Regions from separate parts of the Homo sapiens genome. Here region 2 is linked to region 1. A link is a contact called in ENCODE Hi-C or POLR2A ChIA-PET data. All regions are on one chromosome and are shown on one strand. Each heading gives the region's core, a stretch centred on a gene start or an enhancer-like site at or near the end of the contact. The rest is flanking DNA. Distances are from core to core; before and after follow the strand shown.

What was found. A loop is a pair of places that touch in the nucleus more often than their neighbours do. ChIA-PET counts read pairs that join two places held with the same protein, here RNA polymerase II (POLR2A). Pooled maps may share reads with other maps.
Region 2: a loop to region 1 is called in a map of dorsolateral prefrontal cortex, with 5 times the contacts of the local background. The contact joins the enhancer-like site here to the promoter of LINC02580 in region 1. A Hi-C loop is called at or near these places in 10 of 168 maps with a recorded cell type or tissue (Caco-2, K562, chondrocyte and 5 more), 2 of 37 single-sample maps with no recorded cell type and 8 of 50 pooled maps. POLR2A ChIA-PET finds 5 or more read pairs at or near these places in 10 of 52 experiments (A549, AG04450, GM10248 and 6 more).

The regions. Positions count from the first base shown.
Region 1 is chr2:43,097,567-43,104,306 of GRCh38, reverse strand. It overlaps LINC02580 (long intergenic non-protein coding RNA 2580), which reads left to right and starts at 1,862. Exons shown (of 2, transcript NR_151714.1): 1 at 1,862-2,272; 2 at 6,267-6,561. It overlaps LOC107985876, which reads left to right and starts at 1,862. Exons shown (of 3, transcript XM_047446566.1): 1 at 1,862-2,272; 2 at 6,267-6,349. RefSeq lists an enhancer at 2,809-3,480.
Region 2 is chr2:43,056,127-43,062,588 of GRCh38, reverse strand. No RefSeq gene overlaps it. Among named protein-coding and RNA genes, the nearest start is that of LINC01819, 20 kb to the right of the region's middle. Within about 2 kb of position 3,213, at least 15 of the 41 ENCODE cell types and tissues checked have a DNase peak (open chromatin) inside an H3K27ac peak, as active enhancers do; they include dorsolateral prefrontal cortex, where a contact is called at or near this core.

The sequences.
Region 1 (6,740 bases), core at 613-3,112:
AAACAAGACACAGCCCTGCCCTCATGGAGCTTCGAGTCTGGTAGAGGCACTTAAGGGCATATCACGGGTCTGTGTCTCTATTAAGCTCATGAGGATGGCCGTGGGAGGGTAGGGAGAGGAAAGGCCCTTACCTCTGTGGTCTTGCTGGAGAGACTATATTCATATACACAAAACACTCAGAGAATGAGGCAAAGTTTAATAAGTCCATTGTTGACTCTGGTAACCACTAGGTGGGCCTGACCACTAACTAACCTTGAAAAAAAAAAAAAAATTGGCCAGGCATGGTGGCTCACGCTTGTAATCCCAGCACTTTGGGAGGCCAAGGCAGGCAGATCACTTGAGGTCAGGAGTTCAAGACCAGCCTGCCCAACATGGTGAAACCACGCCTCTACTAAAAATACAAAAAATTAGCCAGGTGTGGTGGCGCGCGCCTGTAATCCCAGTTACTCGTGAGGCTGAGGCAGGAGAATAGCTTGAACCCAGGAGGCAAAGGTTGCAGTGAGCCGAGGTTGTGCCACTGCTCTCCAGCCTGGGTGACAGAGTGAGACCGTGTCTTAAAAAAAAAAACACCCCAAAACAAAAACAAAAAAAATTAGTTCTGACATGAGTGTGTTGGACTGGAAAATCCATGTGGACTCTGCCGTCTTTCTTGGTTTCTTCTTCCATTTGGCTATCTACCCCCTTCCCTTCCTCCTTCCACCTCACTTAGAGCTAGAAACCTTCCATGGCAAATGATTGGATTCTAGGTTTGGTTAAATGCCTACCATTTACAAAGTACATTGCTAGCTGCAGTAGGATTCAGAGGTAAACAACACTGGCTTTCCCCTTAAGGACGCTGGGCCTGACTTGGGTTCACAAATTGCTATGACAGAAGACAGTGAAAGATGCATGCATCTTTGGACTGCATTTTACCAGTTCAAATATTTTATTTTTAATAATATGTAATAAAATATAAGGTATAACAGGGAAATGAAATGCACAGATCTTAAGCGTGCGGTTCCAAGTATTTTGAGTGTGAGTGTGACTGTGTGTTGCAGGGGGAAGGTAACAGAAGAGTTGAGTCCCTTCACTGGGTATGGCATTTGGAATATCAGTGCTATCATGTTTTGGCATGTCTGCTGCCTGCCGTTTTGTTTTTTAAATTGCCAACTTCAGAAAGTTTATAAGACTAAGGAATTCCTGTATACCCTTTCCCCAGATTCACCAATTATTTACATTTATGAAATCATTTGAGAAAAATTTAGAGAAATCTTGCCCCTTTACCCTTAAATACTTCAGTTTATATTTCAAGGACATTCTTTTACGTAGTCTGGCTTCCTCTTAGCTGAGCCTTGGGCATTTCATTTTCAGACAGTATTGGGTCATTCTATATCTTAAGTAAAGCTGATTTAATGGGAGAGAGAGCTGGATTGGTTTTCTGCTTGATGCTGTGCTGGTGGCCTGGCTGTTGGGGGCTGCCTAGGTCACAGGGTCCCCCAGGGAAAATCTGTTGACTTCCGCAGCTATGCTTGAGTCTGCTTGTTACTGGACAGCTGGTCTGTCCCCTTAGAGGCTTGGCTGAACTCTGTGCTCTCCTTCCCTCTACTTTGTTCTCGAGTTTTCTGCACATTCTTCCACCCACAGATGTGAATGTCGTGTGATGTTGGCTTTCCAGTGTCTTGCATGGCGTGGTAGCAGCAGAAATGAGCTTGGCTGGGCACCCTCTCTGGGCCTTGGAGGCAAGCCTGGGCTCCTCTGAAAATACAGGCAGCTTCCTTTCCCTGACTTGCCTGGAGGAGCCAGGCCCTGTGGTGCGGTCTGGCTCTGAGGCCTGTGGTCCTGCTTGGGACTGGCAGTCTTAGGCTGAGGGAACATTTTCCAGAGTATAGCCGAGGGACAGAATGTCTCAGTAAGACGGGCTCGGAGGGGAAGTGTTTTGGAAAGGCCTCTGCTTGCTCTGGGAGGCGTTCAGGATGCTGAGGTTTTGGAAATCTATGGCGGCTCTTCACAACTGCTCCCAGCTTTGGGAGGAGGAATAGACGGGTGCTCGTTTCCTCGGGTTCAGTGGCAAAGGTGAAGACCAGCACTGCCGACCTGGGACCTGGGCCTCTCCCGGGCCTGGGGAGGACACTGGACTTTGAAGGGGAATGCAGCCTAGAAGGCCTGGACCCTGGAGTCAGGAGATGCTGCTCCCATCCAGTAAGCCCTGGCTGGAGCTCTTCTGGGCACCAACCCTGGCATAAAACCAGTGGGGCCTCTGGGCCTGCACTCAACAGTGCCTCTGATGGAGCAGGTAGGAGAACCCCCCGCAAATCCACCAGGCAGAACAGAACACGCTGGAGGCATTTAACCAGGCAGGCACGTCTCCTGCAAGGAGAGGCCAGGGAAGGGAGAGTTCAGATGCCCCCAGCTGCCAGGGGATGCTTAGCGGAGGAAGTGAGGCCTGAGCCCCCCTTTCTAGCACCCTCTCCCTTCTTCTGTTCTGCTTTTGTATACAACCAGCATGCCGAGGGTCCAGTTCCAGCTCTGTTCTGTGATCTTGGACAAGTCCGTTTATCTCCTTGGGCCCATTTCCCGCCTGTGAAATGGGACGTGGAGCACTGGAGCCACCTTCCCGGGACAGTGCTGAGTGGTCACCAAATGTTGGTGGGCTTCAGAGGTGCTTGGAGAGCTTAGGCAGATGCCTGGGAAGTTGGGAGCCTGAATTCCCGGTGGTGAGGCCCAGGCGTGTGTAGGCATTGCTTTCAACCAGCTCTCCTGGTGGTCCTTGGAGCGGAGCTGGGTTACTGTGGAGGCACCACATCCCCCGCCCCTAACTTAACTGCAGGCTCCTTGGACCCAGACTCGGGCCTTTATTCCTGGATGCATTTTTCCCGGTGTCCGGGAGGGCCTGGTACAGGTGGGGGCACCCGGGCCTGGCCACTGGGCCGTCCACCGGCCCCTCCCACCCGGGAGTCGTGCCACAGCCCGGGCAGCCTGGACGCAACCCCCCTCCTTCCCTACGAGCCAGCTTCAATGCCCCGCATTACCATTTCCATGGCGCCCTCCTCCAGGGCCCCATGGAAATCACGAGGCTTTCTGAGGAGTCGTGCAGACTTCAGAAAAGACCCTGGGCCCCCTGCCCACCCCGGCTCCCTGGCCGCTGTAATCCCGCGCGGGGCGCGAGAGACAGAGCTCCCAGTCTCCTCGCGGCCCGGCCGGGCGCTCATTCTCCCACAGAGCTGACGTTTCTCTGCGGCCCAGCTGGCTGCAGTTTTTAGAAATAACAATATCCCCGGGGGGAGGAGCGGCGGGGTGAATGGGCGCCTTTGTCCCGGGCCCTGTGAAGCCCGATTAATTATGCGCGGCGGAGCGCGGGGAGCTCGGCCGCCGGGGCCCCCCCTGGGTGGCTGAAAGGCCCGGGCTTGGGAGCGCGGCCGCCGGCTCCGCGCCGCCGCACAAAGGGCCGCGAATTAGAGAAGCGGCAATTACCCCGCATTTTGTATGTGCCCTTGTCTCGCTGACACTGTGGACGGCCCCTCCCCGGGCGGCTGCACTTTGAGGATTTTCAGGCCCTTTCTTGGTTACCAGGGGCGACTGGGCAGAGGGCTGGGGGCTTGGGGAGAGGGGGAAGTGCCAAGGGCCGAGTGGGATCGTGTGCAGTGGGGGGCGTCCCGGGGTGGGGGGCAGGGAGCGGCGTGTGGGTATCGCCCCTGGGGACCTCGGCCTCAAGTCTAATGCTCTCTCCAAAGCCGGAGCCCTTTCAGCATGCAGATTCCAGGGCCTCACCACAGAGGACTCCCTGACTCGGGGATTCTGGGGCGCCCAGAAAACTGCATTTTACCAGTCCAAATATTTTTAATAATATATAATAAAATATAAGATATAGCGGGGAAATGAAATACACAGATTTTAGGTGTTCAATTCCATGTCACCCACATCTCATCAAGATATAGAACAATTCCATCACTCCAGAAAGTACCATGGGTCCTCTTTCCAGTTTCTCCACCCCACTGCTCATCCCCCCAGGTAACTACTGCTCTGATTTCTAGCACTATTCCTAAAGTTTCATCAGTTTTTGGACTCCATAATAAATGGAGCCATACAGTATACATTTGTTTTGTTTCTGACTGTTCTCATTTGGAATCATGTTTTTGAAATCTATTCCTGTTGTGTGTATTAATAGTTTAGTTTCTTTCTTTTGATTAAACAGTTTTTTTTGATCCATTCACCTGTTGATGGACAGACACCTGGACTGTTTCTAATTTTTGGCTGTTATAAATAAAGCTGCTATGATCATTTTGTACGAGACTTTTTTTTGTGAACACGTGTTTTTGTCTTTTGGGTAAATGTCTAGGAGTGGAATTGCTGGGTCATAGAGAAGGTATTTGGCTTTACTAGATTCTAAAGTGGCTATATGATTTTGTATCCACACCAGCAATATATGAGGGTTCCAGTTGTTCTACCTTTTCGTCAGCACTTGATATTGTCAGTCTTTGTGATTTTAGCATTCTAGTGAGTGTGAGGTGGTATCTCGCTGTAGTTTTCTGGGTGGGTGATTTTAATGCATGAGTTCCAAGGAGTACACTTGGAGAAAACTCCTGTCTAGTCCAATCCTTGCATTTGCCTGCAAGGTCCAGCAGAGGAAATGTCCTCCCTGAGGCCCACAGCTGGTTGAGCAGAGGCAGGATCAGGACACAGGACTCCCATCCCAAGCTAAAGCTCTCTTCTTGGTATCATGCTACCCCTTTGGCCCACACCTCCTGAGCCTGTGTGTATGAAGCATGGATCGTGCTCTGCCTAGGACCATTCAAAGTGGACCTGGCAGGGCACTTCTGAAGAGTCCCCACCTGCCACCCAAGCAGCAGCATCCATGGGACTCAGGTTGAGAGACTGGGCTTGGCCAGGTACATATGGTGTGTATGCGAACATAGGAACAGGGGTAGGAAGCTGCTGGCTAGCTACTCTTGACTCTAACTCCCAGGACACAGACCTGGCTTTACTGCTCTCCACCATCTTACCATACATTTGAAGAGCCAGCCTATGTGAAAGCCTAAACCCTGAGAGTTCCTCTGCTTCAGGTACTCATGGGGGGCTTTGCATATTTTCTGATCCAACACACAGGAGATGCTGGGTGGATGGGAATAAGTAAGCAGGAGTCCTGGGGCTTCCAAAGTCTTCCTTTGCCTGTAAGCATTGTCCTACATGTGCTTTTTTTTTTTTTGAGATGGAGTCTCACCCTGTCGCCCAGGCTGGAGTGCAATGGTGCGATCTCAGCTCACTGCAACCTCCGCCTCTCAGGTTAAAGCAATTCTCCTACCTCAGCCTCCTGAGTAGCTAGGATTACAGGCGCGCACCACCACACTCAGCTAATTTTTTGTGTTTTTAGTAGAGACGGGGTTTCGCCATGTTGGCCAGGCTGGTCTGGAACTCCTGACCTTGTGATCAGCCTGCCTCAGCCTCCCAAAGTGCTGGGATTACAGGCATGAGTCACCGCACCCAACCTCTACATGTGCTTTTTAAGACCCTCCAGAACCTGGCCTGACCTATCCCAGTTGCCTTGTTTCCGCCTGCCTTCACCTTGCACGTGGTGCTCCAGCAATAGTAGACACTGGTCTATTGTTGTTCCCCTACCCCCTCCCATCCCCATCAACACAGGCAGTGGGGATTGTGTTTTCCAAAGATGACTGCACCACAATATATCTCCCAACCCAAAGGCTCTTGCAGTGTGACTGACACTCCTCCCACTGAGAGGAAGGGGGTCTCTGTTTCCTCTCATCAAATTGGGATAGGGGCTTGAGACCGGTCTGACCAACAGACTATGGCAAAAGGGATGATTTTTGATGCTAAGTCATATAAAAGCTAGAACTTCCACCTAGCTCGCTCTCTCTTCTTTGGGATGTGTGCTGTAGGAATTTAAACACTGTGCTATGGAAATGCCCAAACTAGCCCACATGGAGAGACCCATGTGGAGGAGATCTGAGGCCTCCAACCTGCAACCAGGCTCAACCACTAGATTTGTGAGTGAATGAGCCTTTAGATGATTCCAAACTCCAGCCTTCAGTGTTTCCAGTGGAGGCCCCAGTCAACAGAGAGCAGAGACAAGCTCCTCCTGCTGTGCCCTGTCCGGATTCCTGACCCTGACTGGATACCAAACATAATTAAGGGGTGTTTTATGCCAATATTATGATAATTTGTTACACAGCCATAATGACTGGAACGCACACAAGATTTCTTGCATCCTCCCCATGTTAATTCATATTCCCCTTGCTCCAAGCCCAGCTCTAAGCTTAACTCTTCTCTTTCAGGTTCAGCTTGGTTGTGACCTCTGCTAGAAGCCCTCCCTGGCCTCCCTGTGCACTGAGCTGGTGGTTCCTCCTTTGCGCCCCAGGTACATGCTCAGATCTGTGTACCCTACACTTTGTCCTCCAGCTTCGTGTTTGGATGTTCACAACTCCCATGAGAAGGGCCCCCGAGAGCTGGCACAGTGCATGTGTTTCCTCTCCAGACTTCTACAAACCTGGCACATAATTGTTTGCTGAAAGATGGCATGTTCCTAAAACAGAGGAAGTAGAACCGAATAAAGCGAAATCCAACTTCCCACTCCCTGCTCTCACTTCCTCTGGGACAGGCCTTGAGCAAGAGAGACAAAAAGAACAAGAGATGATCTTTCCCTTTAATGGGATTTCAGTCTGATCAGGGAGATAGTAACAGAAAGACTAGACTAGACTAGTGTATGATTAAATGACATTTGCCATCCCCAGAAGAGGGAGAGACCTGCA
Region 2 (6,462 bases), core at 1,964-4,463, 43 kb after region 1:
CCTATGACCCTGCCAAGTCCCCCTCTGTGAGAAACACCCAAGAATGATCAATAAAAAAAAAAAAAAGTAAAAAAAAAAAAAAAAAAGAAATCAAGTTTAATATAGATACAGATAGTGACATATAGGAATATTTATATGTTTGTGTATATCTGTTGTGATATACATACAGGTTAGTAGATACACATGTATTTCTATGCTCTGTCAGCTAAGAGGGCCTAGAAGTAATGACAGCCCAGTAGCTGTGAGCACACTTAGTGCTCAGATTTTGGCTTCTAATATCATTCTCCAATTTTAAAAACCCCCACAAAAACCAGGGCTTCTTGTAAAAATGGCTGATTCTAGGATTGGAACAGGAAATGTACAAGATGAACCTGGAACATCTTGTAGTGCCAGAAAGTAAGGAAGATCTGAGGAAGAAATGATGGGAGTATGTCAAAGGGACACAGGAGACAACTGGTAGAGCTCCAGTGGCTAAAGCTGGAACAAAGTGAGCAATAAAATAAATACAGTAGTATTGGATAATTACCCAAAGTAGAAGAGAAATATCCCGGCTCACGCCTGTAATCCCAGCACTTTGGGAGGCCAAGGCAGGCAGATCATGAGGTCAGGAGTTCAAGACCATCCTGGCTAACATGGTGAAACCCCATCTCTACTAAAAATACAAACAACTAGCCAGGTGTGGTGGCAGGCACCTGTAGTCCCAGCTACTCAGGAGGCTGAGGCAGGATAATCACTTGAACCCAGGAGGCAGAGGTTGCAGTGAGCCGAGATCATGCCACCGCACTCCAGCCTGGGCAACAGAGCAAGACTCCATCTAAAAAAAAAGAGAAATATCCATGAGTTTGAACTTATATAAATAAATGGCTACATAGAGAAAAGGGGGAGAAGATACAAAAATACAGAATTGCAGATGATATTCACAGATACTCAAGGATGAGCATAGCTCCCTGCTCCTTAAATGTGGGCTCCACATAGCAACTTACCTCCAAACAGTATACACGGAAAGGGGAAGAAAGAATAACTTCATAGTGGAGAAACCTGACAAACACTACTTCTGTTAACTGTGAACGCAGTTGACATCGACAGTGACAGGTCATGGTGGTGGCATATACTCTTGATAGGATGTAATGAAAGTGGCACTTCACCTTTGAGGTCTTGCTCCCTCAAACCCATAACCTAAAACATCAGACAAATCCCAGCTGAGGAACATTCTACAAAATACCTGACCAATACTCCTTGAAATCATCAAGATCATCAAAAACAAGAAAAGTCTGAGAAACTGTCACAGCCAAGGGAGACCTAAGAAGACATGATGGCCAAATGTAATGCTGCATCCTAGAACAGAAAAAGGATATTAGGTTAAAAAAAAAAACAACTAAGGAAATCTGAATAAAGTATGAACATAGTTTAATAATAATGTTAATCTTGTAGGGCTGATATCAATAGCAGTTTATTAATTGTGGCAAATGTACCGTACTAAATGTAAGATGATGATAATAGGGGAAATTGGGTGTGGAGAATATGGGAACTCTCTGTATTATCTTTGCCATTTTTCTTTAAAACTTTTCTAAAGTAAAAATTTTATATCGAAAATTGAAAGCCTTACATTGGTAATTATTCACAGCTTATGGCTAAGACAGGTGGAATTGGGAGAATGCCCTGGGAAGGTTTCAAGGAAGTACAAGGGAGGATTTGGGGAACTGCTCAGGGGTGAGAAATACAGCTTGGGAGACAGGGCGGAGGGGAAGCTCGGTGCACATCCCAGACTGAGGAGGTGTCAGAGGGAAAGGGTCCTTGGGACAGGGTGTCTTGGGACCCTTTCCTGCCTGGGAGGGCTTCTGGAGGAGGAGGTGAGTGGATGGGGAGTGACAGCCTGGCTCTTTGCTCTCCTACCTTATCCTGACCCACCTTGCCACATCTCTGGGGCCAGCCCTGCTCCTTATCTGGAGGCAACCCATCAGAGGAGTTAAAGGGTCAACTCTGGAATTGGAAAAGCTGGCCACTCACCAGCATGTGACCTTGGATAAGGCTTACACCCTCTCTGAGCCTCAGAGTACTCATCTACAAAGAGTGGTGAAAAATCTGTGTCAGAGGGTTCTTGCAAAGGTAAGTTGAGATAATGCCCATGAGGGCCAACACCTGGTACATGCTGGGGACTTGGTGAGTGTTACAGTCAATTTATCTTCCCTTTAGTCTACCTTTGAGCAAGATCAAACAGCCACTTTGCCCTCATACCTGGAATCCAGCCCTTCCTCTGGATCCCACGCCCCATGTGGCAGTTTTAAAACCTGGCCCCCAAATTCCAACACTCTTTCCATCTAGAGATCAGCAATTTTTTTTTTTTTTTTTTTTTTTTTTTTTTTGCTTTTTTATTTTGAGACGGAGTTTCGCTCTTGTTGCCCAGGCTAGAGTGTAATGGCGCGATCTCTGCTCACTGCAACCTCCACCTCCCGGGTTCAAGTGATTCTTCTGCCTCAGCCTCCCAAGTAGCTGGGATTACAGGCATGCACCACCACGCCAGGCTAATTTTTGTATTTTTAGTAGAGACGGGGTTTCTCCATGTTGGTCAGGCTGGTCTTGAACTCCCAACTTCAGGTGATTCGCCCGACTCAGCCTTCCAAAGTGCTGGGATCACAGGCGTGAACCACCACGCCCGGCCTAGAGGTCAATTTTATATCCCCTCCTGTTGAATCTGGAATATGTGACTGCTTCACATAATAGAATATGGCAAAAGTGATGCTGCTGCCAGCTCTGGGCCTAGGCTTTCAGAAACTGTCATCTTCTACTTCCTGTCTCTTGGGGTTTTCACTCTTGGAATCCAGCCACGGTACTGAGAGGGAGGGTGAGCAGCCTGTGGAGAGGCCCATGTGGAGAGGAACGGAGGCCCCAGCTCTCAGCCCTGGCTGAGCTCCCAGCCAGCAGCCAGTTCTCGCTGACTGCCTGAATCATCTTACAAGTGGGCCCTCAAGTCCGCAGATGAGCTGCCCTAGCTACCACCTTGCAGAGAAGAAACGAACCTTCCCACCATGCCCTGCCCAAACTGTAGATTCAGGAGCGAAATTAGTCATTGATGATATTTTAGGCCATTAAGTTTTGGAGTTACAAAGCCATAGTAACCTGAACATCTGCTAACTGGGTCCAGGACTGTTACTATTGCTCCACCTCCTCCTCTTCCTCCTCTCCGCCGTGTGCTTGAGTTGTGATGTGGGTTGTGGTGTGGTGGTTTAGTGGGTGGGCACCGAGCCACACTACCTGGGCTCAAATCCTGACTCTCACATATCAATTGTATGACTCTAAGGAAGCAACGTAGTCTCTCTGTGCCTCAGTTACCGTGTCTGTAAAATGGGGGTGAAAGTAGTACAGAATTGTTGGGAAGATTAAATGAACTAAGCAACATAAAGCACGTAGAAAAGCACCGGGCATGTGTACAATTATTCTGCCAAGCCAAGGCCCCAGCCCTCTTGGGTTCTGGGGTGCTGACTCCCTGGGGCCTCCATCATTTGAGATGATCCCTACCTGGCCATTTGAGGCCCCAGACTTCCCAGGTGCCACCAGCCTACCTCCCCGGACTATCACTCTTCCTGCTGGTGTCAGGCTTTGCCCATTAGGCCAGTCTTGCTCACTCCCATGACACTTCTGGCTCTGCCCCCTGGTCCTTCCCTGCACTGCTATAATTCTGACTTCCTTTTGGCTGGGCTGTTGGGGAAAAAGAGAGAGTGGTGAAGCGGAGGTGGACCCCCGCCATAGAGGGTGGTGCACTGGTGGGTGTGTTGGGGGAGCTTTAGTTCATAAACTTTACTGGGAAACAGAAGCCTTATCATCCACACATCTCTTGGGAAGACATTGATTTTCTTGCTGACATGAGTCCAGAGAGTAAGAAACACACTCACAATATGAGCAAGGCCTGCCGTGGAAAGCCAGAGAATTTTCACTAAATCTTTCTTAGGAATTGCAATGATAGCACGCAGCAGATTCCTGAGGAAGGTGGCGTTGCGTGTTAATTAGGTTTTGCCAGAGAAAAATGAACGTGCTCTAAGACACTTTCCCACGTATGTGTTCGTGCAGGTTGTGAGAACTCAGAAAAGCTTTGCATCCAGGCTGTGCCCAGGACTCAGATTTCACTAGCTCCAGGGGTTCTCTTTTGCAGTGAACACAGTGGCCTCCTCATTAGAGCTTTTCAAACCAGGGTGGGCACTGAGGAAGGGATTGAAAGTCCCCTGGGGCAGAGGGACCTTTGAAATGGGGAGCCACTGCCCCAGCCTGAGAAGCAGAGAACAGTGACCTGGGGGGGCGTCCATGGGGGTAGCCTGAGTTCCGGAGCTTGGTGGTCCCGCAGCGCTACTTAAAGGTCACTGCACCATCTCCAGTGATTCCCTGAGTCTGCCCTGCGGCTTCCAATTCCCCCAGTGGGCCTGGAAGAACGACCCACTTCATGCTGGGAAAGCCATGCTGATGCTGTTGACCTGCAGGAATAGAATTTGGAACCGTATCCCTCCCTCCATCCCCTCACAGGAGACAGAAAGCAGGGAGGATTGAGAGGATCTGGGCACGCGGGGGTTGCTCAGGAAGCAGGAGGGGGCTGGCTGCAGGGAGAGAGCAGCAGGAGTTCACCTGGGAGAGGAAGTATGTGAAGCAGGCTTGCCGCAGCACCACCTGGCCACCTGATCCCCCGGTGGAGTCTCAGGAATCCCATTTCTGGAGGTATTCAGGCCATGTTGAGTGTGTGGGGAGTGTGAGGCGGAGAGAGCCCTGAGTCAGAATCCACACCATGACACTCACTGTGGTGATGACAGCAGGCACATTCCGATAGGGACAATATTGATCAGTTCAGTAGTTCCTGACCTGTCTGGCTGCAGAGTTGAATCTCCTAGAGCCTTAAAAAGAAAACAAAAAACGATGCTGGACCCCACTGCAGGCTGATGGAATCCAGTGGGAGCCTGACGCTGCCCGGGTGACTGATGGCCAGGCAGGACCGAGGACCGCGGGATTGCACTCGGTAGAGGACCCCCTCCCCTAGTGCCTTCGGCCGTCCCCACAGCCGTGCTGAGGTGAGCAACCAGGCTGCTGGGTGGAGGGAAGGAGATGCCCAGCCCCCTTGGGGCAGGATGGAGTTGGATGCCTCTCCAGCTGCCACTGGCCCCTGGCAGGGCTCAGAGGATGCCCCTGCATTAAGTGAGGACTCGGGCTTTCTGTCTCCCAGGACCCTCACGTCCCTCAGCCTCTGCTGCCTTTGGGGCACCTCTGTGGCCAGGGTGGCTGGGTGGCCTCCGTGTGCTCCCCAGCCCTGATTCCACCAGCCCTGTCAGCCTGGCACAGCCTGGGTCCCCTGCCAGGTCTGGTGTGCAGCTGGCGTGAGGCCTAGAATCTGTCAGCGGCTTCATTGAGATGCTGCCCCATCTCTGCCCTAGTTCAGGGTTTCAGAGCCTTAAGGCACACATCCCAGTCTTTTCCTGCTCCCTCTGTCACCCTGGAAACAGGTCTCAGTTTCTGGCGGCCCAGGGTGGATGGTGGGGTTGTCCCCATAGGGCAGGGTAGGGCATGGGTGGGGGGCAGTGCTGGCTGGCTGAGTTGGGACAGACCTAGCAGAACCAAGGCTTGGCAGGGTGTGGGGGCTGGGGAGGGCCAGGGCAGGCCCACGCTGAAGAAAGGGCCCTTTCTGAAGTTCACCGGCATAAAGGGAATTTTTTTTGTTGGTTTGTCTTCCCTGGTGAGGGTGCCTTCTTCTAATTTACACAAAAGTGTCATATGTGTCAATGGTGGCCAGGTGTGTGGAACCTGTCTCGGGTTCCCTGGGCATTTCCTGAGCCCAGAATCTCTCTCACACCCACCTGGTCAGTGATTTATCCATGGGAAAAACCTGGCAGCTTGTGGAGTTCTGGCAGCTTGTGGGGTTCGGCCCTTGAATCTCCTGTGGTGGGTGACTCTGGATGTGCCCAGCCCCACCTCCAAGATGAGGAGAGACAGGACCTTCTCCTCCCAGACTCCCAGCCAGCCACTCTCCCCTTACCAAGCCCAAGAGGGGAGGATAGTGGGTGGCTGTGTGGAACCTGTCTGGGGTTCTCTGGGCTTTCCCAAGCCCAGAATCCCTGTCACAGCCACCTGGGCAGTGATTTGTCCATGGGAAAAACCAGGTGAGGACTAGAAACCCTGCTTAGTTCTTGCCCTGACTCTCCTGGACTTTCTCCCCCAAAAACCTCCACTTACTTACGCACTCCCCACAGCTTCATGAGGTTTCAGGGGAGGTTGAAGACCATGCTCTGGATGTGAAGTCATTCGGCCTGGACTCTGGTCCCGGCTCAGCTGCTCCTGCATCCCCCCAGTTCCCAGGGCCCCCATTTGCCCATCTGGAGACAGGGCCTTGCCCTTCCCAGGCAGGACTGCAGGTGAGTGTGTGGACTGGCACCTGGCTGGCCCACTGGGGTCCCCTCAACTCTGAGTGGGGTACATCAGTGACTGCTGTGG